Regions from separate parts of the Mus musculus genome. Here regions 2 and 3 are each linked to region 1. Evidence: chromatin loops called from intact Hi-C (ENCODE). Cell type or tissue: heart. All regions are shown on one strand.

Region 1 (8,000 bases):
TGATCTGCCCATGCTTGCTAGCCAATAGATTTAAAAGTCAATATGCTTAGCCAATAAGTTTAAACTGTAACCTTGCTGATGTAACCTGTGCCCCCTAAAAACTATAAAAACTGTGTAATAGCCATTCGGGGGTCACCTAGTCACTTGTCTTGAGGGTCTAATTGAAGGTTGATCCTGATGTGCCGGAAAATAGGCCTCTTGCTTTTGCATCGATCTGTGTCTCAGTGTCTCACTCGGGGGCATCTCGAAGTATCACTAGTGGATCGAGGGTTGGGGTCTTACAGCCAAGCTAGAAAAGGTATTTGCCACCAAGACTGATGTCCACCACATGCACACTATAGCATACCCCCTTATAAATAAATGCAATAAAGCAAAATGTCAAAAATGAAAAGCAAGGTATGTGTGCATTCCTGCAATCCTGCTCAGAGGTAGAAACAGGTGGTCTCTGTGGGTTATAGGCTGGCCTAGTTTACATATTAAGTTCCAGGTTAGCCAGAACTACATACTAAAACCCTGCCTTAAAAAAAAAGCAACTCGGGGCTGGCGAGATGGCTCAGCAGTTAAGAGCACTGACTGCTCTTCCACAGGTCCTGAGTTCAAATCCCAGCAACCACATGGTGGCTCACAACCATCCGTAATGACATCTGATGCCCTCTGGTGTGTCTAAAGACAGCTACAGTGTACTTACATAAAATAATAAATAAATCTAAAAAAAAAAAAAAGCAACTCGGGGCTGGTGAGATTGAAAGACCTCACAACGTGAGGACTCAGGAGAGGCGACACCCTAAATCACTCACGAGAAAGTCTTGTTGCAAACTGCAAGAGGACTTTTAATTCAAGAGCGCTCTCGGGCCCACGGTCATACACCACGCAGGGGTAGAGGACCGTGGCGCCCTGAGTAGATCCAGGGACACTGGGAAAACAGACCTGGTGTCTACTGGGAAATAAGACTTTACTGAGAAAAATATGTATATGAATGCCTTCTGGTTTTTGTAAACATTCTCAAGATGGATAGAAGCTTTTCCCTGTAAAAATGAGACTGTTCAGATAGTCATCAAGAAGATTATTAAAGAAAATTTTCCAAGATTCGGAGTGCCAAAAGCAATAGTGTCAGATAATGGCCCTGCCTTTGTTGCCCAGGTAAGTCAGGGTGTGGCCAAGTATTTAGAGGTCAAATGAAAATTGCATTGTGTGTACAGACCTCAGAGCTCAGGACAGATAAAAAAAAATAAATAGAACTCTAAAACAGACCTTGACAAAATTAATCATGGAGACCGGCGCAGACTTGGTGTTCCTTCCCCTTCCCCTATTTGGAACTAGAAATACTCCCTCTTGATTCAGTCATACTCTTTTTGAGATCGTTTAAGGGGCTCCTATGCCCATCACTGTCTTAAATGATGCGTTTAAACCTATGTTATAATAATGATCTGTGTGCTAAGTTAAAAGGCTTGCAGGTCGTGCAGAAAAAAGTCTGGTCACAACTGGCTACAAGGAACGAGCCGAGTACCCCAAGGACATCTCACCAGTTCCAGCCAGAGACCCTCAAGCCTCCCTAGAAGGGTCCCTGCCTAGTCCTGTTTACGATACCTTATTCTGTTTTTGTTCCCATGTTAAAGATACAGTATAGCTTATGGTCCTCCAGCATCAATACCAACCTATAGTTAAGATAGAAAAAGAGTATGATTTCTACTCTCCACATAGAGATATAGACTTCTGAAATTCTAAGATTAGAATTACTTAGTAGAAGTGAAAGACCCCCGAAGGGAGACCCTCACTCAAGCCTCGGGACAGCCGCGGACCCAAGAAGACACTGAGACCGAACTCAAAATGTAGTGGGCAAGATTTAATAAAGTAACAGCAAGAAAGCACATAGACCAGAGCTCTGGGGTCGAAACTCATACACCTAGTATGGTGTAGAGGAGAATCGACCTCGAGCCAAATTTTTCACAGGCTTATATAGGAAAAACTCAAGGGGGGAGAGCGGGGCAGGGAAAGTACAAGTTTGCATAACTAAGGGGTTCTGCCAAGGGAATTCTACGTAACTAAGGGGTCATATCCTATTATTTGGCAATGTACCCGGTTCATTCTGAGGTTGTTCCAGGAGGCCCTTATCTCAAAAATGTTCTTGGAACAGTCTTTAGTTGGGAGGGTTCGAACTCTAGGGTGAGGAGTTCAGGAATGCATTCTGGGGTGAAGAGTTCAGGAGTGTTCTGGGAACAATCTCTAGATGGGAGGGGTCGGGCTCTGGGGTGAGGAAGAGTTCAGTAATTTTTTTATCTTTATTCTTCAGAAGAAGAGGGGAATGAAAGGAAATTAAATAAAATAAAAGGTTTAAACTAAAAAGGCCTGGGACTGAGACTGCAAAGAAAACTAGCCCGGGCATGCCCGAGTCCGTCTTGAAGCTAGGTCTCCCAGGTCTCCCGGTCGTAAAGAAAGGGAGGGAATAGGAACTGCTTCTGACGATCTTGGCTGACTCTTTGACCATCTGGCAGCCCGGCGCCTCCTGCTTGCCCCCCTTTCTATAGAGAGCATAGTTAAAAGCTGAAACATTAACCAGATGCATTGTCGACTCTGATAAGCCCCCGGCTTTAGAATTCTTATACGCCCCGGTACTACTCTGCTCACTACCGCGCCAATTCTTCCTAGACCCTACCCTATCAAAACCCTGAGTTTTTGAGTCTCAGGGTCGATTCCTCTGTCTCCTGAGTGAGATACGTATTGATTGACCCGGAGCTCGGCCATTAAAGCTGCCTCAAGAAGGTCTCTCATGTTTCTTTGGGTGACCCCGCGACCTGAGACTTGAGTGGGGGGCTCCTTCTTGGGGTCCTACAAGATGGCTCAGCGATTAAGAGCACTGACTGCTCTTCCAAAGGTCCCGAGTTCAAATCCCAGCAACCACATGGTGGCTCACAACCATCCGTAACGAGGTCTGACGCCCTCTTCTGGTGTGTCTGAAGATAACTACAGTGTACTTACATATAATAAATAAATAAATAAATCTTAAAAAAAAAAAAAAAAAAAAAAGAGCAACTCAGGGCCTGAAGAGATCTCACAGTCATACTGCTTCCCCCTTGCCTTCTGCTCCTCGGTACCACGTCACAGTCTGCACCACACACATCCAATGCGTGGCTATTCCTGTACCTCAGCAATTTTAAGATTAAGTCTATCAGATACTTTAAAACTACTGTTTAGGACAAGGAACTGAATTTTTATCTTCCCCACTTCCTCCAATTAATGCGCAAAAATATTTAATCCTCGGGGATCCTTTCAGACCCACTAGTCTCTCATCCATCCTAAGGATGGGTTCTATCAACATCTCCCAAGTCTATAAAGTTCCTGATTGGTGACAGCCAGGACACTGACAGGCCTATCCCAGAGTGACAGACAGATGGAGAGTCACCCCTACTAGACCCAGCTCCCTGCACCCAGCTTCCGAGAGTTTCCAGACAGGGCGCAGAGTTCCCCATCCCAACCTTGCAGGTAAACGGAAGCCCAGAGTTCCTAGTGTGACACCGGCGCTGAAGCGACCCAGCGGTCAGGCATTCCTGTCTCTTGCCTGTGGGTGGCAGAGCTGTGCAGGGCGTTGCAGCCAGCTCGAGTCCCCACGCATGGTCGGGGCGCGATAGGACGCTCCGGGGTGCCCTGAGCCCGCCCAGCCCCCATCCCACAGCCATCCACACCGGCTCCACAGGGACGCCGCGCCGAGCTCACCATGATGGGACTGGGAGCGTCCTGTGACTCGGTCTCCGCCACCAGCACAACTTCCCGCAACGGACGCCTGGGGACCACAGGACCCAAGATGGCAGGCTCAGACCTCCTCTGAACTTTCTAAATCCACCCCACTTCCTCATTTCAGAGCGGTCCTGTCACAGGGCCTGAGTGACAGTCAAAGTCACCAATCGATGACGGAAGGCGGGGCGTAGCAAAGGGCATAAGGCTGTCTGATCATACGGAAAGTCTTAGCGGACAGAAAAACGGTATCACAATAATTTATTTTAATTCCCGTGAAGTTTTCTTACTGTGATGTGATGTATGTGTCTCTGTGTGTGTCTCTGTGTTTCTCTGTGTGTGTGTGTGGCGCGGGGGGTGGGTGGGGGGTGCTGACCTGTGGATAAATGATAAGATTAAGCAACTCTGACCCAACCCAGACCGACTCTGACAAAACACATACCAGAAAAAAAAAAAAAAAAAAAAAAAAAAAAAAAGTGCTGGCTGAAGGCTACCTGGGCCCTCTGGGGAACGAAGGTACTCTCCAAGGATGACCCGATATCACCCAGCCAACCAGACAAAAGGTCTAGCCATCCATCACCAAGTGCCTAGAAGCTGTTACTGTAATCTGCCCTCTAAAAAAAAAAAAAAATGTATACGGTGCTTGTAAGCTAGAACCGGGATCGCCCCCTGTCTCTTGCTTGAGAGACTGCTGAAGATCGATCCCTGCGCACCAGAAAAAATAAACATAGATCTTGTCTCACTTGGGGTCTTCCAGCAGGTAAAGCCCCTCTGGGGCTTTACATGAGAAGCATTTTTTTTTTTTTTTTTTTGGTTTTTTTCGAGACAGGGTTTCTCTGTGTAGCCCTGACTGTCCTGGAATTCACTTTGTAGACCAGGCTGACTTGGAACTCAGAAATCCACCTGCCTCTGCCTCCTGAGTGCTGGGATTAAAGGCATGAGCCGCCACGCCCCGCTGAGAAGCAATTTTTTTCTTTTCTTTTTTTCTTTTCTTTTCTTTTTTTTTTTTTAAGATTTATTTATTATTATATCTAAGTACATTGTAGTTGTCTTTAGATGCACCAGAAGAGGGCGTCAGATCTCATTAAGAATGGTTGTGAGCCACCATGTGGTTGCTGGGGTTTGACCTCAGGACCTTTTGGAAGAACAGTCAGTGCTCTTAACCACTGAGCCATCTCTCCAGCCCGAGAAGCAATTTTTAACACAAAATTTAAAACAGTACTGCAAAACTTTTTTATTAAAACCACGGCTAATGCTCAGAGTAATGAGTTGCATTATGGCCCTTTCATGCAGATGTGTAATTATACTGTTTTCATTCATTCTGTATTAACATTCAGAGTATAATAACCAAATAGAAGACCAACAACATTTTAAATCTGTCATGTTGTAATATCCCAAATTAACGTGTAAGCCCCACCTGCCTGGGGACCAGGTACCTTCCTGGAATGCTGTAAGCTGTAGTTCCTGGAAAATAAGGAAACCCCATGGCAAAGAAAGTAGAGGGTAGCCTATGGGTTTTGTCTTTACAAACTCCTATAGCACGTGACCCTGGCCTATAGCACGTGACCCGGGCCCACTTTCAGCTGGGAAATTACAGGAAATAAGTGGTTCTAACCAAAGTCCATCTCTTGGTCAATATTTAATAAAGTTTACTTCAAATTTGGCTCAAAATGGTGGAGTTTGGGTTTTTTTCTGGTGAATCTCAGCATTAGTAATGTAGGAAAATTTAAAGGCTTGTATAATGTGCCCCACATATGCGTATTACCTCCATTCCATTGGGTATTTGTAGGCTATGATACTGTGCTTACACATGTTTTAATGAAATGAACTGACTAACATTGCCCATTTTGTCCAGATGTATCCATTTAAGAGCACAGCAAAGCGAGGAATTGTGGCTTGAGTTTGTTGATACTCACAAGGAAAAACCTTTCCTAAACAGAAGCTGATGGCAGCACAATGGTTGAATCCATGCAGCATATACATCCTGAATAAGAACTTACAAAGGTCACCCCGTTCAGTCAGAACCTGGGTTTGGAGACCCCACCATCCACACAGTTCAACAGTCGTCTGTGTGGATGTATGTGAAGTGACTGGCTTATGAAACGGTTTGCTGCTGTGTGAGGCCTGTCAGCGGGGTCTGTGTCACACTTACACAGTGCAATCCTTACTGCGAATTTTGTTCCTGGCTGAGCCCAATGTAGTAGTGAGCTAGGATCTGAGGGGAACTGTGTAGGGTCCTCACCTTCACGAGACTTTTGTACTGTAGACATTTTGGTTAAAAAACAAAAAAGTAAGAATCGTGTCAGTCAACAAATTTGTATCCAAACAAATAGATCTCGGCGTGACTAAAAAGGCTGCGATAATAACTACCCCAAAGTGTTAAACTCCATCCTGTGTAGATAGTATACTCACCATATCCACTCATTTTTATTTTCTCATTCCTTTCTTTTCTCTATGAAACAGGGTTTGTTATATAACTCAAGCTAGCCTGGAACTCTCAGTATACCCCACGCAGGCCTTGAACCCTCATCTGCCTCTGACTCCAAATACTGCGAATACAAACTTGTGTGAACCACTTTAAAACAAACTAGAACTCTACAATTATTCTGATTTCCATATGTATTTAAATATTTGCTCTTTTAATCATCTCGGGAATGTTTTCTGGTGGTCCTTCTCTATATTTCCTTCCCTTAGGACCCGGGGATTGCTCTGATTTTCATTTTGTTTGGGCTTTTGTTTAATTGACTGATTGATTTAGACAGAGTCTCGTGTGGCCAAGGGTAGTTTCAAATTTCCAATTATCTATGTAGTAGCTGTGTACCTGAACTCCTAATTATCCTCATCGGTAAATCTAGAGATTATTGGTATGTACCTACACACCTACCTGACATCTGAATACTGACAGCAACTTTATCATCCGGTGTTATCAAACCCAGCGCTCAGGAGGCAGAGGCAGGTGGAGGTCTGAGAGTTTCAGCCCAGCCTGGTTTACATAGAGAGTAATCTACACAGTAAGAACCTGTCTTTTAAAAACAGTATAAGTGGGCTGGTGAGATGGCTCAGTGGGTTAGAGCACCCGACTGCTCTTCCGAAGGTCCAGAGTTTAAATCCCAGCAACCACATGGTGGCTCACAACCATCCGTAACGAGATCTGACTCCCTCTTCTGGTGTGTCTGAAGACAGCTACAATGTACTTACATATAATAAATAAATAAATCTTTAAAAAAAAAACAAAAACAAAAAAACAGTATAAGTAATACACTGTTATGTATTATGGGAATAACTAAGCATTAGTATCTACTAACAATAGGATACACCTCCCCAGAAATGAGTCCTTCATCAAGAATGACATCTGGGATTCTCTGTAACCACGTGCGTCCCCAATCTCTTCCTTCCTTCCTTCCTTCCTTCCTTTCTCTCTCTGTCTCTTTCTCTTCTTTCTTTCTTTCTTTCTTTCTTTTTTTTTTCTCAGGTTCTCACTACGTGGGAATGGAGCCAGAAGGAGCAGGCTGTGCCATGCTCCGTGCAGCTCATTCTGCTTCATCAGCTGAAGTTCACCGTGTTCAGGCTGAAGGAGTTGTCCAATACAAAAGCTCTGAGAAAACCTGGGAGAAACTGCCTAAGAGTAGGTGACTTCCCCATGCTTTTAGTCTCACGTCTGCAGTTTGTAGGTGTCCTACCAAGGACCAGCCTCAGTCGTTCCCAGGGTCTTGAGAAGGGAGAATTGGGACAGAGTGAAATCAGGGTCTCAGGCAAGGATGCAGATGCAAGCTGACAGGTGACCCATTGTTGTCCTGAGGCTGTGCTTGGAGACAGCTTGCAGTCTCTGTCTGTCTCTCTGTCTCTCTGTCTCTCTCTCTCTGTCTCTCTGGTTTTCTCTGAGTTCACCTCAGTCTTTTATTGGTTACACACTTCCTTGTTATACAATAATACATCATCAAAAACCTTTTCATTATTTTCCTCAAACCCATTATTTTTCCCACAAAGCTTCATGTAGCTATGTCACCAGAAAACACAATGCACACACAAAGTCACAGTTCATTGTCTGCAAAAGCAAGTTATATATTAACTTTTAACTCTGAGAAAAGCCTCCAAATCATAGCTCACCTGGGCAAAAACATGTGGCCACAGTGTTAGCCTGAGAACACAAAGGTGCTGAACAGTCAGGGTAATTAATGTTCATATTTTTAGCTTGTCTAAATTTGCCAAATCTCTTCCTCCTGTTTATTGAGCTCATCCAAATATTGGTTTCTACAGTGCTTTTCAAGCTC
Region 2 (8,000 bases), 140 kb after region 1:
CTCTTAAGAAACTGCTGAGCCACCTCTCCAGCCCCAGTGTTAACATTTTTTTTTAAAGTAGTACATGTGTATATGTGCTCCCTTGTGTTTGCATGTACACATGAGTGTATGTATGTGTATGCAGTATTCAGAGGGTTGGATCCATGGAGCTGGAGTTACAAGCTATCACATGGGTCCTGCAAACTGAGCTCAGGTTCTCTGCAAGAGCAGAGTAAGAACAGTAAGTGTTCTTAACTCCTGAGCTCTCTCTCCAGCCCTTAATGTTAACTGCTGTAAAAAAATAAATGAACTTTTTGGCTTGTTTGTTTAGTTGGTTGAGACTGGATTTCATTATGTAGTCGAGGCCGGCCTCAAATTCACAAGTCTCCTGCTTCAGCTTCCTAAGTCTGGGGATTATAGGCAAGTAGAGTGTGCCTTCAGTCTCACGCCTCTATAGACTCTCCACTGGTTGTCCTTCAGTCGTCTGTGAGCCTGACCCCCGTGCCAACCCCTCAGCAGTGATTCTCTATGTAGTTGGCCCTGACTGAAGCGTTTTGGGAAGAGCACAGGAGAGGTGACAGTATGCCTTCTGTGTGCGTCATACCCAGGGTATGTGTTGTCACGGTGACTCATGGCTGGTGATGGGAAGCATGGTCCTCTGGCTGCCAGGAGGTCTGCCAGCACTCTCCACTATTTTCCTAGGGTTATGTTAAGGACCTCATGATAAAGAGGGACACCTGGGGCCTCAAATATACTATTGTGTTCTAGACCACGTAGGACTGACACAGGGACACAGGTGTCAGTGAAAGCACTTGTTTAAATCAGCCACTTGGGGCTGCATTCCTCAGCCCTGTTTGTTTTTAAATGTTTATTACATTCATATACTTGTGTGAGTGCATCCAAGCACAAGCTAAAACACATACAAAAAGAGCAAAGGAAAACATGTGGGAATCTGTTCTCCCTTCCCCCGCGAGTCCCAGGAATCCAAGGCAGCTCTGGGGTTGCAAACGCACTGACATGGGTCACACCACTACCTCACTGCTCTGGGGCTGGCATGAGAACTGAACCTCGGGACTTTTATGCATGCTGATTAAGCACTCTACCACTGAACTACACATTAAGCCCCACGGTACCTTTTCATTTTAAAGACTTTATTCTTTTTAAAGTTTTATGTGCATGAGTGTTTTGCTTGCACTTAAGTGTCACATGTGCCTTCAAAGCCAGCAAGAGCAAGTTTAGTTCCCAGCACCCATGTGGCAGGCAGCTCACAACTGCCTGTGACTCCAGTTTCAGACTCAATGCCCTCTTCTGGCCTTTACAGGCATTGTACACAAGTGCGCGCGCGCGCGCACACACACACACATAAAAATAATCAAACTATCTGAGCATGGTAGCCCAGGCCTTTAATCCAAGTACTTGGGAGGAAGAAGCAGGTGAATCTCAGTGAGTTCAAGGCCAGTCTAGTCTACATAGCAAGTTCCAGGCTAGTCAGGGATTCATAGTCAATAATAATAATAATAATAATAATAATAATAATAATAATAATAATAATAAATCTTTTTAAAAATTAACCGCTGGTTGTGGTGGCACATGCCAGTAGGATTTGCTGAAGGAGGCAGAGGCAGGAGGATCATGAGTTCGAGGCCAGCCTGGGCTACACATTTAGGGGCTGGGGAGATGGCTCAGTGGTTAAGAGCACTGACTGCTCTTCTGAAGGTCCTGAGTTCAAATCCCAGCAACCACATGGTGGCTCACAACCATCCATAATGAGATCTGATGTCCTCTTCTGGAGTGTCTAAAGACAGCTACAGTGTACTCACATAAAATAAAATAAATAAATCTTTAAAAAACAAACAAACAAAAAACCAAAAACCAAAAACAATTAACCATCAAAGGCAAAGAGAAAGTCGTAGCAGTGTAACTGGTCCCCTGAGCTGACCCCTGGTCTGCCCAGCTAGAGCACCCTACTTTTACAGTAAGTAACTAAGGCAGAAGCCATAGAAAAGGTCATAGAAAGGTCAGTAGCATGCACATCATCTCTCACTGGACAGCCTTAACTAGGCAGTAAGGGGTTGGCAGAGACAAATCAAGGCCCTAGATCTCCCTCTGCCTTGTCTGGGTGCTTTAATCTGTTTCCTGTTGCTATAGTGAAATGCCCAAGACTGGGTAGCTTTATAAAAAAGGATTCATTCAGTTTAACATATGTTCTGGAGGTTCAAAGGCTCAACACTGAGTGATGCCTTCTTGCTGGCAGAGTGCACAGTAAGTGCAAAGCATTGCATGCCAAGAGACGGGGAGTGGGAACACGTCCTCTGGGTCCTCCTGACACACACACCTTTTGAGACAGGGTTTCTTATTATGTAGCTCTAGCTGGACTAGGAAAGGCTAGGTGAACTAGGCTAGTCTCCAGCTCTAAGAGGTGTGCTTGCCTCTGCCTCTTCTCTATATGAAGCCATCAGGTCTCAATAACTGGTCCCCATTCTGATGACTCCATGTATCCCAATCAGCCCTCAGTGGCATCACCTCGTAAGTCACACCTGGGTTAAAGTCTGTCCTTTTTGTGGAGTCAGGGTCTCATCTAGCCCAGGCTCCACCATGTCCAGGCTGAGTGTGAACTGCTGATTCTCCCACCGCCACCTCTCCAGTTCTAGGATGCCAGGCGCGTGCTGGGCTTGCTCACTTTCCTTTCCCATCTTCTTCCTTTTCTTAGCTACAGATCCAGTTTGAGGCTAACCTGGACTACATAATAATAGTAATCCTAAAAATAGCTAGTGTAGTGGTTATTCCTGGTTGTCCACTTGACTATATCTGGAATGAACTACAATCTAGAATCGGAAGGCTCTCCTGTGATCCTAATCTGGAGGCTGGGAGTTAAAAGTTTCTGACCTGGATCTTGGCAGGGAGATCTTGAAGCATAGTGGCTATGAATTCCAGAAGATTAAGACAGGGGATCTCTGAGTTCAAGGTCATGTGTGCATGTGTGTGTGTGTGTGTGTGTGTGTGTGTGTGTGTGTGTGTGTGATGGCACACACCTTTAATCTGGGCTACATCTTCTGCTGGAGACCTACTTAAGGACATTGGAAGAAGGAAGATTTACTCTCTATCTTCTTTGCCTGCTTGCCTTGTGGGACTGAGCAACTGCTAGATCCTTGGACTTCCATTTACAGCTGCTGCAGACCATTGTTGGGAGTTGGACTGCAGACTGTAAGTCATCAACAAATTCCTTTACTATACAGAGACTACCCATACATAAGTTCTGAGACTCTAGAGAACCCTGACTAATACAGCTAGTATCCTAATAACCTAAAAATAGTTAATGTAGTGGCCAAGCACAGTGGCACAAGATGCTTATCTATGGCCAAGTCTAGAGCAGCACTTCCTGCAGCAGCACACACTACACTGCAGATCTCCATGAAATCAAGGCCTGTGGGAACACAGTCCAAGGATGGAGTTGTGTGAGAATTCTGGGTGCTCTTAAGAAAACCAGACATGACTCTTGTGACTTCAGTTTTTTCACAACACAGAACTGTTCTTGGATGTGCTTCTGTGCTACTCCCCCAGGGGGTAGTGAACAGCAGTACATTTGCTTCAGCTGTTGTTATTCATGTTACCTCTATGGGAAAACATGTTTTTGCCACGTGTGCCCTTACAATTGAACACCTTACCCATGCGATGCTTCTTAATGCCCAGAGTATAACTTGCCTGATGTGCTGTAGCATGAGACTTTAGTCAGCCTCATTTTGAGGCTCCACTCTCCCAGGTTTACACTGCCAACTAGAGCCATAAACAAAGGCTAGCTAGGTCTATATAAAGAGGTCCAGGTCAGCCAGGCCAAGCAGCACAGTAAGACCCTGTCTAGACGAAAGAAAAGGACTGGGGCTACACCTCAGTTGGTAGAGAACCTGCCTACAATGTAAGAGGCTCTGGACTGTATCCCTGGCACTACAGAGACAATGCATGGTGGTACAGGCTCGTAATCCCAGGACAAGAGAGGCAGGAAGATCAGATCAAAATCAAATTCAGCTACACACAAGCTCAAAGCTAGTCTGGGCTACACAAGACCTTGTTTTAAAAATAATTACTGCCGGGCGGTGATGGCACACGCCTTTAATCCCAGTACTTGGGAGGCAGAGGCAGGCGGATTTCTGAGTTCGAGGCCACCCTGGTCTACAAAGTGAGTTCCAGGACAGCCAGCAGGGCTATACAGAGAAACCCTGTCTCGAAAAAACAAACAAACAAAATAAATAAATAAATAAATAAATAAATAAAAATAATTACTTATGGGGTTGACAGGTCAGCTCTGTGGGTAAAGTGCTGCCAAGTCTGATGGCCCAAGTTCAATCCCTGGGACTCAAAGGATAGATTCTAGTAAATTATCACCACATGTGCCACCCAAAATACAACAATGTTTAAAAATGCACTTAAAACAATAAAAGCCTATATTCAATCATTTTATACATGTATAAAATCCCTCTCCTCTATACATGCGTACAATTCCCCGGCGATCCAGTCATCTAGACATGCACTCCATAGGCCTCGCAGCCCTCAGTGTGGGTGGGCTAAAGAGTCAATCTAGACTCCCTGTTGGGGAGGGAGAGAGGGGGGTCAGGAATGCATGTCCTTTTTCACAGTAGCCCTTGTTGTACTTATATGGCCATTTCACATAGATGAATTCAAACTTCAAACATTTTTATTAAAGGGCGTTAAAAGTGCTCGCAGCCAAGCCTGATGACCCAGGTTTCATCCCCAGTACCCACATGGAAAGAACATCCCCCAAGCTGCCCTCTGACTCCCACACGAACATGCTCACATAGACTTACACACATAACACACAGTAAAAATAAACACAGCTTGACATTCTGTTAAAGCTGTTGGCAGTGTTGCCCAGCTGAGGTTCCAGCTATTCGGGAGGCTGAACCCCGAGGATCTCTTGAATCCAGGGTTTTGAGAACAGGCTGAGCACCACTGCAAGACCCTGACTCAAACAACTCAACCAACCAAACTGAAAAAACCTCTTTAGTAAAAAAATGCATTCCGGGACTGGGGCTGCGGCTTAGTTGACAGCAGTAGAGTGCTTGCTTAGCACGCAAGCCGCCCTGGGCTCCGAACCGGATGTGGTGCTTCCAGTCCGTAACAATAATAATAATTTACCACACCGCGGAGAAAGTTGGACCGGACGGACGCCGGGGAACCCGCTCCAGCGCCTCCGTACTGGTATCCAAAGTCTCCAGGCTTCTGGAGCTCAGTGAGGGGCAGGGCCTGCTCCTGAGGAGAAACCAGCGTCTCCCCCCTTCCTATTGGTGGATCTCTTCCTGAGGGCGGGACCTATCGTCACAGGCTCTTCTGATTTGCTGTCACCTTCGACTCGTAACCGGAAGCTCCGTGGCTCAACATGACAGCGTCCAGCGGTCCCACAGAGCCGGCTCGGGTCTGCGGCTGGCCACGTGAGTAGGTGGGTCGCGCGTGGGAGGTTTATGGGACTGTCTGGGATTCGGGGCGTCCACTTCCAGGCCTGGTAGAGCCGGGGAGGATGACCTTCAACTCGGCCTCAGAGTCGGGACACTGTGACCTTTTGGGGTGCAGGCTTGGGAACGTGCCTGGAAAGGTTGCTGGGCACCTCTTGCTGCAGGCGGTCCGTTTCACAGATGGGACCGCGGACTTGGGCCACACATCTTGTCTGTGACGCAGGCATTGGAACCTTCCAATGAGACCTCTTAGAGACCCGGAATCGTGCCAGCCCACACGCATACACACACGCGACCTGGCTGTTCAGATTTCTCTCTGTTTTGTAGAAACTTGCTTAGTTCCACTCCGTTGGTCGGTGTTGGGCAGTTACCATGTACCATGCACTGGCCCAGCTAGTGGAGACACAACCAGATTTTAAACAGAAATCAGATGAGAAAAACAGATTTTAAAAAGTATTTCCTAATTGAGCAAACCACAAACATAACAGATAATTCAAAACAGTGATTGTTGCAAGCAATGTGTTTTTCCCTGCGACAAGATTCTTTATGTACCCCAAGTTGGCCTTGAATTCATCATGAACATCCTCCTGCTCCAGCCTTCTGAGTGCTGGATTACAGGCATATACCAAGACAGTAAGTAGTAGGCAGAGGGTAAAAGAATCGTGGTGGTACACGCCTTTAATCCCAGCACTCGGGAGGCAGAGGCAGGCGGATTTCTGAGTTCGAGGCCAGCCTGGTCTACAGAGTGAGTTCCAGGACAGCCAGAGAAACCCTGTCTCAAAAACCAAAAAAAAAAAAAAAAAAAAAAAAGTTCAAAGCCCGTGCCTGAGGTGCATCAGACCAAAACAGTGTGGCTGGAGTTATGAGAGAGAGGGGAGGTACAGCAGGTGGACTCCATCCGATGTGTATTTACTTTGAAGTTTTTATTTTAGCCATGGTATGGAGGTGGGGCACATGTGCACTGGTGCATGGTGGAGGTCAGAGGACAGCTCTGGAGTTTTATCCATACACCTTATGTTGGTTCCAGGGTTTAAACTCAGGTCATTAGGTTTGCTTTGTTTGTTCCAACAGCAAGTTCCTTTCTCAGCTAAATTTCCTCTCCCCACTCTTATTTATTTAAATTTTAGACAGGACCTTACTGTAGCTCAGACTGACATGGGACTTACTAATTATCACCAGCTGGTTTGATTCTGGAGGCCATCTTCCTGCCTATGTAGTCCTGGCTGGTCTGGAACTTGCTATGCCTATATAGATCGTCTCACCTCAAACTCAGAGGTCTGCCAGCCGGGGTCTCCCAAGTGCTGAGATTACAGGTATGTGCTATCCCACCCAGCAATCTTATGTGTTCATATGTGGGTACAGGGATGTATGTTAGTATGTGTTCACGTGTACAAAGGACAAATGTCAACCTTGGATGTTGTCCCTCAGGAGCTGTCCACCGTGTGCTCTGAGACAGATCTTTCAGTGGGACATGTAGCTCACTGACTAGGCTGGCTAGCAGCGAGCTCGGGGACCTGCCCTTTTTTGCTTCCTCCGACTGCTCAGATTGCAAGCCGCTTTGTATGTAGGGCTCAAGCCCTGGTCCTCATACTTTCAGGGCAAGCATTTTTACCAATGGAGCCACATTTCAAGCTCACCTAGCTCCTGTTGTTAAAAGCTTTCCTTTGCAATGGAAGGAAGTAACTGGGAGGGCAGAAGAGAGAGGGCAAAAACGTATGCAGGAGAGTAGACCACGGACTGCTGTGGTGACCTGCAAGAGGGATAGATTTGGAAGCCATCTTCAGAACTCGGATGGATTGAATAGGGACACAGTGAATGCTGGATGGTTCCTACGTTGTGGCTGGAGTAAGCACTGGTGCTACTGGCTACCTCCAGAGAAGCACTGTAAACAAAAGTGCTGTCAGTTGGTGTTCCCTGAATGGAGTTTGGGGTGGCTGCTTTGTACCAGAGTTGTGCTTCTGTAGGAGGCAAACGCATCAGGGAACCATGAGCATGAATACTCACGACACTGATACAAGTTGGAGCCACCTATGGGCATTACAATGCAGATTCTCATGCAGTTAGAGCCAATATTTTACAGGTCCTGGAACACAATTTGCAAAGCAAGGTTTTAGATTCTTTTCATCTAACTATACCAAGCAAGTACATACCATGAGCCACACCCTCAGCCTCTAACTGGGGCATTCTAGGCAGGGGCTCTACTACTGAGCCACACTCCTAGCCCCCTAGCAGAGGCTCACGGGGGCCAGCAGCTCACTGGAGGAGTCTAGGCCAGGTCTGTATTACCGAGTCACAGCCTGAGTCCGGTCCAATTGCATATCCTCAGACCAGCAGCTGTTGCTATCACCTGAAAGTTGCAGAAGGGCGGACATATTTCCACTAAGCCTGAATCTGCAGGCTTTGTGCTCCCAGGGCATTTGTCTGCATCCTCAGCTTTGCAGACACTGTGGACACTGAAAGCCATCTCATGATTGGCTGAGAAATAGGCATGGATGCTAGGAAGAAACCCAAGATGTTAACAAGGGCTGAGGGGAAGGGGACTTCACTATCTAATAC
Region 3 (8,000 bases), 69 kb after region 1:
TGAGGCATAGTGGCTATGGATTCCAGAAGATTAAATCTCAGAGTTCAAGGTCATTCGGGATTAAAGGTGTGGTGAAACACACCTTTAATCTGGGCTACACCTTCTGCTGGAGACCATATAAGGACATTGGAAGAAGGGAGTCTCACTCTTGCTCTTTCGCCTGCTTGCTGTGAGACTGAGTAACTGCTAGATCCTTGGACTTCCATTCACAGCTACTACTGAACCATTGTTGGGAATTGGACTGCAGACTATAAGTAATCAATAAATTCCTTTACTATATGGAGACTATCCATAAGTTCTGTGCTCTAGAGAACCCTGACTAATACACCCTCATAGACACATATCTGCATGCCTGACCTATAGCTTGGCTTTGAGTTAAGTTTCCTGGCAACTTTGCAAATCTGTATATGGGCTTTTATTCCTTGAATAAGAATCCAAGAACCTAGCCGGGCGCTGGTGGTGCACGCCTTTAATCCCAGCACTCGGAAGGCAGAGGTAGGCAGATTTCTGAGTTCGAGGCCAGCCTGGCCTACGAAGTGAGTTCCAAAATAGCCAGGACTACACAGAGAAACCCTGTCTCCAAAAACAAAAACAAACAAAAAAGAATCCAAGAACCTAGCACTTGGTAGGCAGAGGCAGGCAGGTGGATTTCTGAGTTCGAGGCCAGCCTGGTCTACAGAGTGAGTTCCAGGACAGCCAGTGCTATACAGAGAAACCCTGTCTCAGAAAGAAAACAAAACAAAACAAAACAAAACAAAACAAAACACTGGGCTGGAGATATGGCTCAGCAGTTAAAAGCACTGACTGTTCTTCCAGAGGTCCAGAGTTCAATTCCCAGCAACCACATGGTGGCTCATAATCATCTGTAATGAGATCTGACTCCCTCTTCTGGTGTGTCTGAAGACAGCTACAGTGTACTCATCTAAATAAAATAAATAAACCTAAAAGAAAAATACAAAAGTAACTTTATAAAGTCAGATTTCTTTCCTCTGTAAAACAATTTTTTTATTAATGTGTGTGTGCATGAATAAACATGCCACAGGTCTGCAGGTGCCCAGAATGAGGTCTGATCCTCTGGAACTGGAGTTACAGGCAGTCGTGAGTCACCAACCTGGGGACTAAGAGCAGCTGGTCCAAGGAACTGCTGAGCCATCTGCCCAGCCGCAGACCCAGGCTTGGTATGTCCAGCTTCCAGATATTGGTTTTTATATATGGCACTACTCCACTCAGCTCCTCTGGGAGGAGTCAAACCTAACACTTCACCATTGACCTTGAAGCGGAAACAAAATCCCAAATTATTTTTGACAGTCTCACTATGCTGGCCTGGACCCTCAAGAGATCCACCTCTGCCTCCCAAGTGTGTGTGTCACCACTGCCTGGCTTCCAAACAACTAACTTTTAAATGAATGGGCTAAAAAAAAGACAGTCCTTAGGGCCTGGGTGCTTGGTTGGCAGAGTGCTGGCTTGGCGTTCCTGAAACCCTGGGTTCCTCCAGCACCACATGAATGGATGTGGAGCTCTTGCCTATAAGTTTAGCACTCAGGAGGTAGAGACAGGAAGGTAAGGAGGACAAGGTCTGCCTCTCACAGCTTGAGGTTCCCCAGAACTAAATGAGAAGGCAATAGGCGGGCAGAGAGATGGCTCAGGGGCTAAGAACATGAACTCGCATCCTTTATGGATGATCTGAACACAGCTCCGGTAGCCTACAACTGCCTGTACCCCCAACTCCAGGGACCCATCACTTGCATGGCCTCCTTGGGCACCCACACTCACATGCGCATACCCACACACAGACACACAATTAAGAACAAATCTTAGAAGAAACAGTCTTTGGATGAAGGCTGGTCGTGTTCCTCTCCCATAAGACATTTTATTGAAAAGTATTTTTCAGCTACAAAAGAATCTGCAACAGCCAGGAACCTCCGGCCATGCCCCACTCCGCAGGCAGCCCGAGCAGGAGGGGCCTCGGCTCCCCTAGTTATGTCTGAAGAGCTTCAGGCCCATCCATGTCCACAGATGGAAGAACACGTACACAGGCACGGTGACCGGCAAGAGCAAGCTGTAGAAGCACAGGCTGCTGGCGCTGGTGCAGCCCTCTGGGAAGCCTTCCTCCACGGAGGCGGAGTAGAGCAGGCCTGCCAGCGAGACCAGTGGGATGAGGACGGTCATGGTGGGCAGGGACCGGATCATCTTCCTCCCTTCTTAAAAGGTTAACTGTCTCAAGAAAACTCAGTTGTTTGAAAAGTTCTGTTCTCGTGCGGGTGCGCTCTTGTCTTATCTTCCCCTTGTCCCGACTCCTCATTCACCCAGGCATGCTTCCCAAGGGCACGCAGAAAGTCCAGGGGTCCCAGGCCGAAGGTGCCGGCTCCTCAGCCTCCGCGTCACACGCAGCGGTTACCAGCGACTGCAGACACCACCTGTGTCCCTCGCAGCGCAGGCGAGAGGTCTTTTAACTGTATGAGAAAAATGCAAGATGACAAGATGAAGGGCAGGCGACGGGAAGGGAGAGGAAAGGATGGGGAAGCAGCCAGTACCAGCACTGAGTAGGTTAGAGACAGGATTGCTGGAACCGGCAGGCTGGCCTCGAACGTTGTGATCCTCCTGCATCAGCCTCCCCAAGCCACCACATCCGGCTAGAAAGAAGCCTTTAAAAAAAGGAGTGTCCTCCAAAACTGCCTATAGTGACCCCCATCAGAGGTATCAGTATTGAGGAGGCAGTGACAAAAGAACGGCTGCCAGACCATGCTTAAAACACTACAAGTGTCATGAATTACTTTGGGAAGTAAGCAATTTGAAAAACAGAATGAAGGACAGGTGGACTGATAATGTTTTTGTGAACTGGGGAAGCGGAATGCGACCTACAAATCCGGGTTCGCTTCAGACATCTGAGTGAGGCTTTCTATACGAGGACTGGCTGGGAACCAGCACCAGAACCTGGGGCCAGGTCACGAGCCACCCGCGGTCAATGCACAGACCGAAGACAGCGCCATCCCTTGGGCGCAGTCGCCTCGGGGACCAGAAGGGGCAACGAGCCCGCTGCAGTCTCTGACCGACGGAGGGACAGAGCCGAGCCGAGCCGAGCCGAGCCGAAGAAAACCGAGCCGAGCCGAGCGGGGCAAGACAGGACAGGGGGAACCCGGCCGAACCGAAAACGAACCAGCCAGACAAACGGAGTCGGCGGCGTCCATGGCGCAGACGCCAAGCTGGCGCGAGTCCCGCCCCAGCCGGTTTCAACAGCTCCTCCGCTCGTATTTCGAGACCCTCAACTCACCGTTTGCAGGCCTGTAGGAGTCCGGTCCCTTCGGCGCCTGGCGGTGACAGTCACCGCCCCACGAAGGCGGGACAGCCCGGCCAGCCGCCCAATCAAATCCCTGCAGGGGCGGGGTGAGGAACCCAGATCCCGCGATGGAGCCGGTCCGCGCGTGCTCATTGGACAGTTCACCTTGCCTTCGCTCCCAGGCTCAGGCTCCGCCCCCGTGGTCTTGATTGACGGGTGAGGCCAGAAAGACTCTGAGAGCACCGGATAGCTAAGGATCCCATCGTCTCTGGCTGGGCGTCCCCTATGCTAGTCCTGCTGGAAGTAGGAGAGGAACGTATTTGCCACAGTTTATTCATGGCGCTCCAGAGCAGACAGTGGGGTCTTTCTGCACTGAAAAGCCTTCCCCACTTTTTTTTTTTGGTTTTTCGAGACAGCCCTGGCTGTCCTGGAACTCACTCTGTAGAACAGGCTGGCCTCGAACTCAGAAATCCACTTGCCTCTGCCTCTGCTGGGGTTAAAGGCGTGCACCACCATGCCCGGCTGCCTTCCCCACTTCTAATTGATAAACTTGAATCCTGAATCGCACCTGGCCTCAGCCACTATCATCTATCCTCTTAAGCAGCGGAAAGATGACTGATACATTATTTTACGTATGAATCGGTAAATGGCAAAATAATAGTTTGTGCTGATGAGATGGCTCAGCGAGTATAGGCGTTTCCTGCCAGGTCAGACTACCTGAGATCGACCTTCCGGTACCCACATGGTGGAGAACTATTTTCCTCTGACCTCCACACATGTATTGTGGCACACCTGAGTGTACTCCCGCAAAAAGTGCAAAATGAAGTTTTAAGAGAAAATGTAGCCAAGCACACTCCTAATCCTAGCACTCCTTAGGCAAAAGCTAGCGGATTTCTGTGAGTTCGAGACCAGCCTGGTCTACATAGCAAGTTCCAGGTCATCCGGACTACATAGTAAGACGATGAGTGTGTGTGCCTTGGGGTTGGGGGGAGGGACGGTGTTCGTAAATGCTGTCCACGGGGCCGGCCACTGCCTTGCCTAGTGAGGCAGTGTTATCTCTGATCCCAGCGTAAAGAAAAATGAGGCTGAGCTAGGATTCTGCACAGTACTGCACAGGAAGCTCCATCCCTTAATCTTCCCGCAAGCTAAAAGATCAGAAAGTTTTTCTTCTCAGAGGTAAGTAGTGGTATAGAGTCCGTGCAGCTTCTGTTGCAACCACAAGGTGGCAGGAGAGAGCTGAGGACAAACCATCCTATGGTTTACACAGAGCAAGTAACAAACATTTTTTAATTTAAAAATTTAAAATCGGAACAAAAAATAGCCAGCAAGATAGTTCAAGAGGTAAAGGCACTCACTACACACGCCTGTGAAAAGGCCAGTATTGGCGCAAGATACCCAAGACCAAGTTCTTAGCGTAGAGGGGTTTTGCCCCAAAGTTCAAAGGGCAGGGAATAAGAGCCAAAGACAGGAGATAGAGGATGAGGGAGAAGGGGGGTGGGGGGGGTCACAACAGACAGGATGATGACAGCACAGCAAAGGACTGCCTCTGGGTAGAGGGGAGAAAGACGTGGTGCACAGGGAAATGGCGGTTTAAAAAGGTAAAGAGGAAACCCCGTGTTAGGACAAGGTGTTTTTTGTTTTGTTTTTTCAAAGGTTTACTTTTTGCGGGGCAGTGGTGGTACGCGCCTTTAATCCCAGCACTTGGGAGGCAGAGGCAGGCGGATTTTGAGTTCAAGGCCAGCCTGGTCTACAGAGTGAGTTCCAGGATACCCAGGGCTACACAGAAAAACCGTGTGTCGAAAAAACAACAACAACAACAACAACAACAAAAGATTTACTTTTAATGAATATGAGTACACTGTCGCTCTCTTCGGACATACCAGAAGAGGGTGTCAGAGAGATGAGGGGCAGACAGCAGAGGGGTCACGATCTATCATGGAGGGACTTCATTGCAGAGACTCAAGGCAGAAGTTTGAAGCAGAAACCACGGAGGACCACTTCTTACTGGCTTGCCTCTTCTCCCACACTCAGACAGCTTTCCATGTAACCTAGGCCCACTTGCCTAGGTTTGTTACCGCCCACGATGGGCTGGCCGCTCCTATATCAGCTAGAAACCAAGAAAATGCCCCAGAGACAGTCCCACAAGCCGATCTGATGGATGTAATTCTTCAATTGAGGACCCTTCTCCCCAGATGACTCTAGTGTGTACCAAGCTGATGGTAAAAACCAACCAGCAGGATGCATATGCACCTGGCCTACGTCTTGCACACACTTTACCCTTTTACAAGTAAGGGCGTTTCAGTCTAAGATTTTCATTAGAGCCTCTACAGTCATGGTACCTTTAAAAATGTCTTTCTCAATTGCCATTTCCCCCTTTCTCTACTAGCTCTCCTTAACCTTTAGGTTAATTTTTTAAAATATTTTTTAATTTATTTTATGTATATCATGTGGTTGATGGGAATTTGAATTCAGGACCTCTGCTCACTCCGGTCAGCCCTGCTCACTCCGGCCTAAAGATTTATTTATTATTATATCTAAGGACACTGTAGCTTTCTTCAGACACACCAGATGAGGGCATCAGATCTCATTACAGGTGATTGTAAGCCACCATGTGGTTGTTGGGATTTGAACTCAGAACCTTCAGAAGAACAGTCAATGCTCTTAACTGCTGAGCCATCTCTCCAGCCCCCTCGGTTAATATTTTAATTGTCACAGCTTGCCTGGTAAGTGACAAGATGAAAATGCATTCTTTTTTAATTTAAAGGAATTGTGTGACTATCTCACAAATCTGTAATTAAGTTCTTCCTAAATTGGTGACTTATATCTCCACATAGCAGCTCACAACCACCTGTAACTCCAGTTCCAGGCCATGTAACGCCTCTTCTGGCCTCTTCGGGCATTGCACGCAGTACACAGACATGTGCAGGCAAAATGCCCATATACATAAGCAAATCTATAAAACATTTTATTTCATTTGTTTATTTGTGTGTGGACACACATGCTTCTGTGCCACATTGAGCATGGAGAGGTCAGAGGAGAATTTATGGCAGTCATTTCTCTCCTTTCTTCATGTGGATCCCAGGATTCAAACTCAGGTTGTTAAACTGGCAGTGAGTTCTTTTGTCCACTAAGCATCTTTCCAGCTCCAGTTCTGATTCTTTCCTTTTGAAGATTTTCAGAGATTTATATCTTAGACTCTGCCTCCTGCTGCAGCCCCAGATTAAGGCTTTCCTATGTTATGGAATCTGCTTAGATCCAACACAACTCAAATACCAGGTCAAGGCGATGACAAAATTATTGTAATCAAGCCACTACTGAGTGATCAGGGCCAGAGATCAGACCCGTGAGCTGAACTGCAACCCTGGAGGAAAGTCGCACAGCATATTTAAAGGACAAAACCGTAAAGCTAGGTAAGCAGGGTAGACTGTGGCATTGCTCAATCATATTTGACATAAGGGGTTAGCAAGGGAGTTTCCACTAATCAGGATAGGAGTTGGATCCCAGGCCTGGGAACTTGAATTTAGTTTGAAGCCGACAGCAAGATGGAGAAGCTGTCCTTGAGATAGCTGAACTCAGACAACTGTCTCCTTATAAGTTATCTGAAGGTGGAGATTTCTGGTTCCTTTGGAGACTCAATTGTGTCATGCAATGTTTTTCTGAAAGCTGTCTTAATGACAGGATGTTTTTGCTGAAGCAGACACATGGGAGAATATTTTGCTGAAGCAGACACATGGTGTTTTTTTCTGGAAGCTGCCTAGAAAAAGAGCATGTGATGTTTCGCCAGAGCGAATGCTTGTGAGAACATGTGGTTTTTGGAAAGGGTATAAGTATAACCCAACAGACAGTGGAGGGCACTGTGTGGTATTGGTTCACCTTGCCATCTATGCTGATCAATGTTTATCATGATTTCATAAAGAGAAATGCATCAAAGAACTTCTGGTGGTGTTCTGATGGCTTCTTGCAGCTTCTGCAGACTCCGACCGACTGGCAAAGCCTCAAGGTTGCCACTGACTTGAGCTGCCCTTGCTGACCTGTGAATGCTGTTTGCAAGTGGATTCCGCTGCCGATTCCTGTGAACTGACATCCTAACAACAGATAAAAGTAGAAAGAGAATCACTAAAAAAAAACCCAAGCTGAAATAAAACTAAAAGGGAAAAGTGTAGGATGTCAAACAAAGCCCCAGAAATGTGACTCACAAACAGAACAACACATGGAAGAGAGCATCGCAGGCATTGAAAACGGTAAAAGCAGTGGATAAGTCTGAAGTGGAGACTTCTGGCTTCTTTGGAAAGTCAGTTAAGTCAGATGTTTTGCCATAGCAGACACGTGAAAGGACGCATGGTGTTTAGAAAGAATGTAAGTATGACCTCGAAGACGTGGGAGCTCGAGCACTGATTGGCTTCGCTCACCTTGCTAGTGTTCGTTGACCGCATGCATGCATTGGTTCATCTTACATTGCATTGTTGAGCTTCACTTGTGGTGACACCAGAGAGAGAGAGAGAGAGAGAGAGAGAGAGAGAGAGAGAGAGAGAGAGAGATGAGGTTCCTGAAGCTGGCTTCTCGTTGCTTCTTTGGACTTGGGCTAATTGGCAAGCCTTGCAGTTTCTTCTGGATTGGATGGCCCTTGCTGGTTCATGTGTGGTGTCTGCTGAGTAAACTGGACTGCAGCTTCTGACTCATGTTTGGTGTTTGCTAGTGGACTGGACTGAGTACAATAAAGATG

The links. Peaks named below come from ENCODE experiments on the same cell type or tissue, not always from the same donor. Only the 100,000 strongest peaks of a DNase experiment are listed, where the experiment ranks them.
Region 2: it touches region 1 in a loop (2.2-fold over the local background); 3 of 42 quality-filtered maps call a loop at or near these places.
Region 3: it touches region 1 in a loop (6-fold over the local background); 20 of 42 quality-filtered maps call a loop at or near these places.

Annotation. Positions count from the first base shown.
Region 1 is chr9:22,221,544-22,229,543 of GRCm38, reverse strand. Zfp809 (zinc finger protein 809) reads right to left here and starts at 3,832. Exons shown (of 5, transcript NM_001164624.1): 1 at 3,712-3,832. The coding sequence starts at 3,714. In heart, CTCF peaks have their summits at 3,559 and 4,410; DNase peaks (open chromatin) are centred at 2,483 and 3,853; H3K4me3 peaks cover 1,991 bases; H3K27ac peaks cover 1,246 bases.
Region 2 is chr9:22,082,780-22,090,779 of GRCm38, reverse strand. It overlaps Ecsit (ECSIT signalling integrator), which reads left to right and starts at 5,353. Exons shown (of 9, transcript NM_001253897.1): 1 at 5,353-5,423; 2 at 6,572-6,757. It overlaps Gm16845 (predicted gene, 16845), which reads right to left. Exons shown (of 3, transcript NR_040407.1): 3 at 4,649-5,837. In heart, a CTCF peak has its summit at 3,548; a DNase peak (open chromatin) is centred at 5,309; H3K4me3 peaks cover 1,780 bases; H3K27ac peaks cover 1,671 bases.
Region 3 is chr9:22,152,185-22,160,184 of GRCm38, reverse strand. It overlaps Pigyl (phosphatidylinositol glycan anchor biosynthesis, class Y-like), which reads right to left and starts at 3,339. Exons shown (of 2, transcript NM_001082532.1): 1 at 3,272-3,339; 2 at 1,830-2,453. The coding sequence starts at 2,190. The coding sequence ends at 1,975. In heart, CTCF peaks have their summits at 2,998, 3,253 and 4,489 (motif pointing right); DNase peaks (open chromatin) are centred at 3,344, 4,254 and 4,364; H3K4me3 peaks cover 2,416 bases; H3K27ac peaks cover 1,524 bases; H3K27me3 peaks cover 347 bases.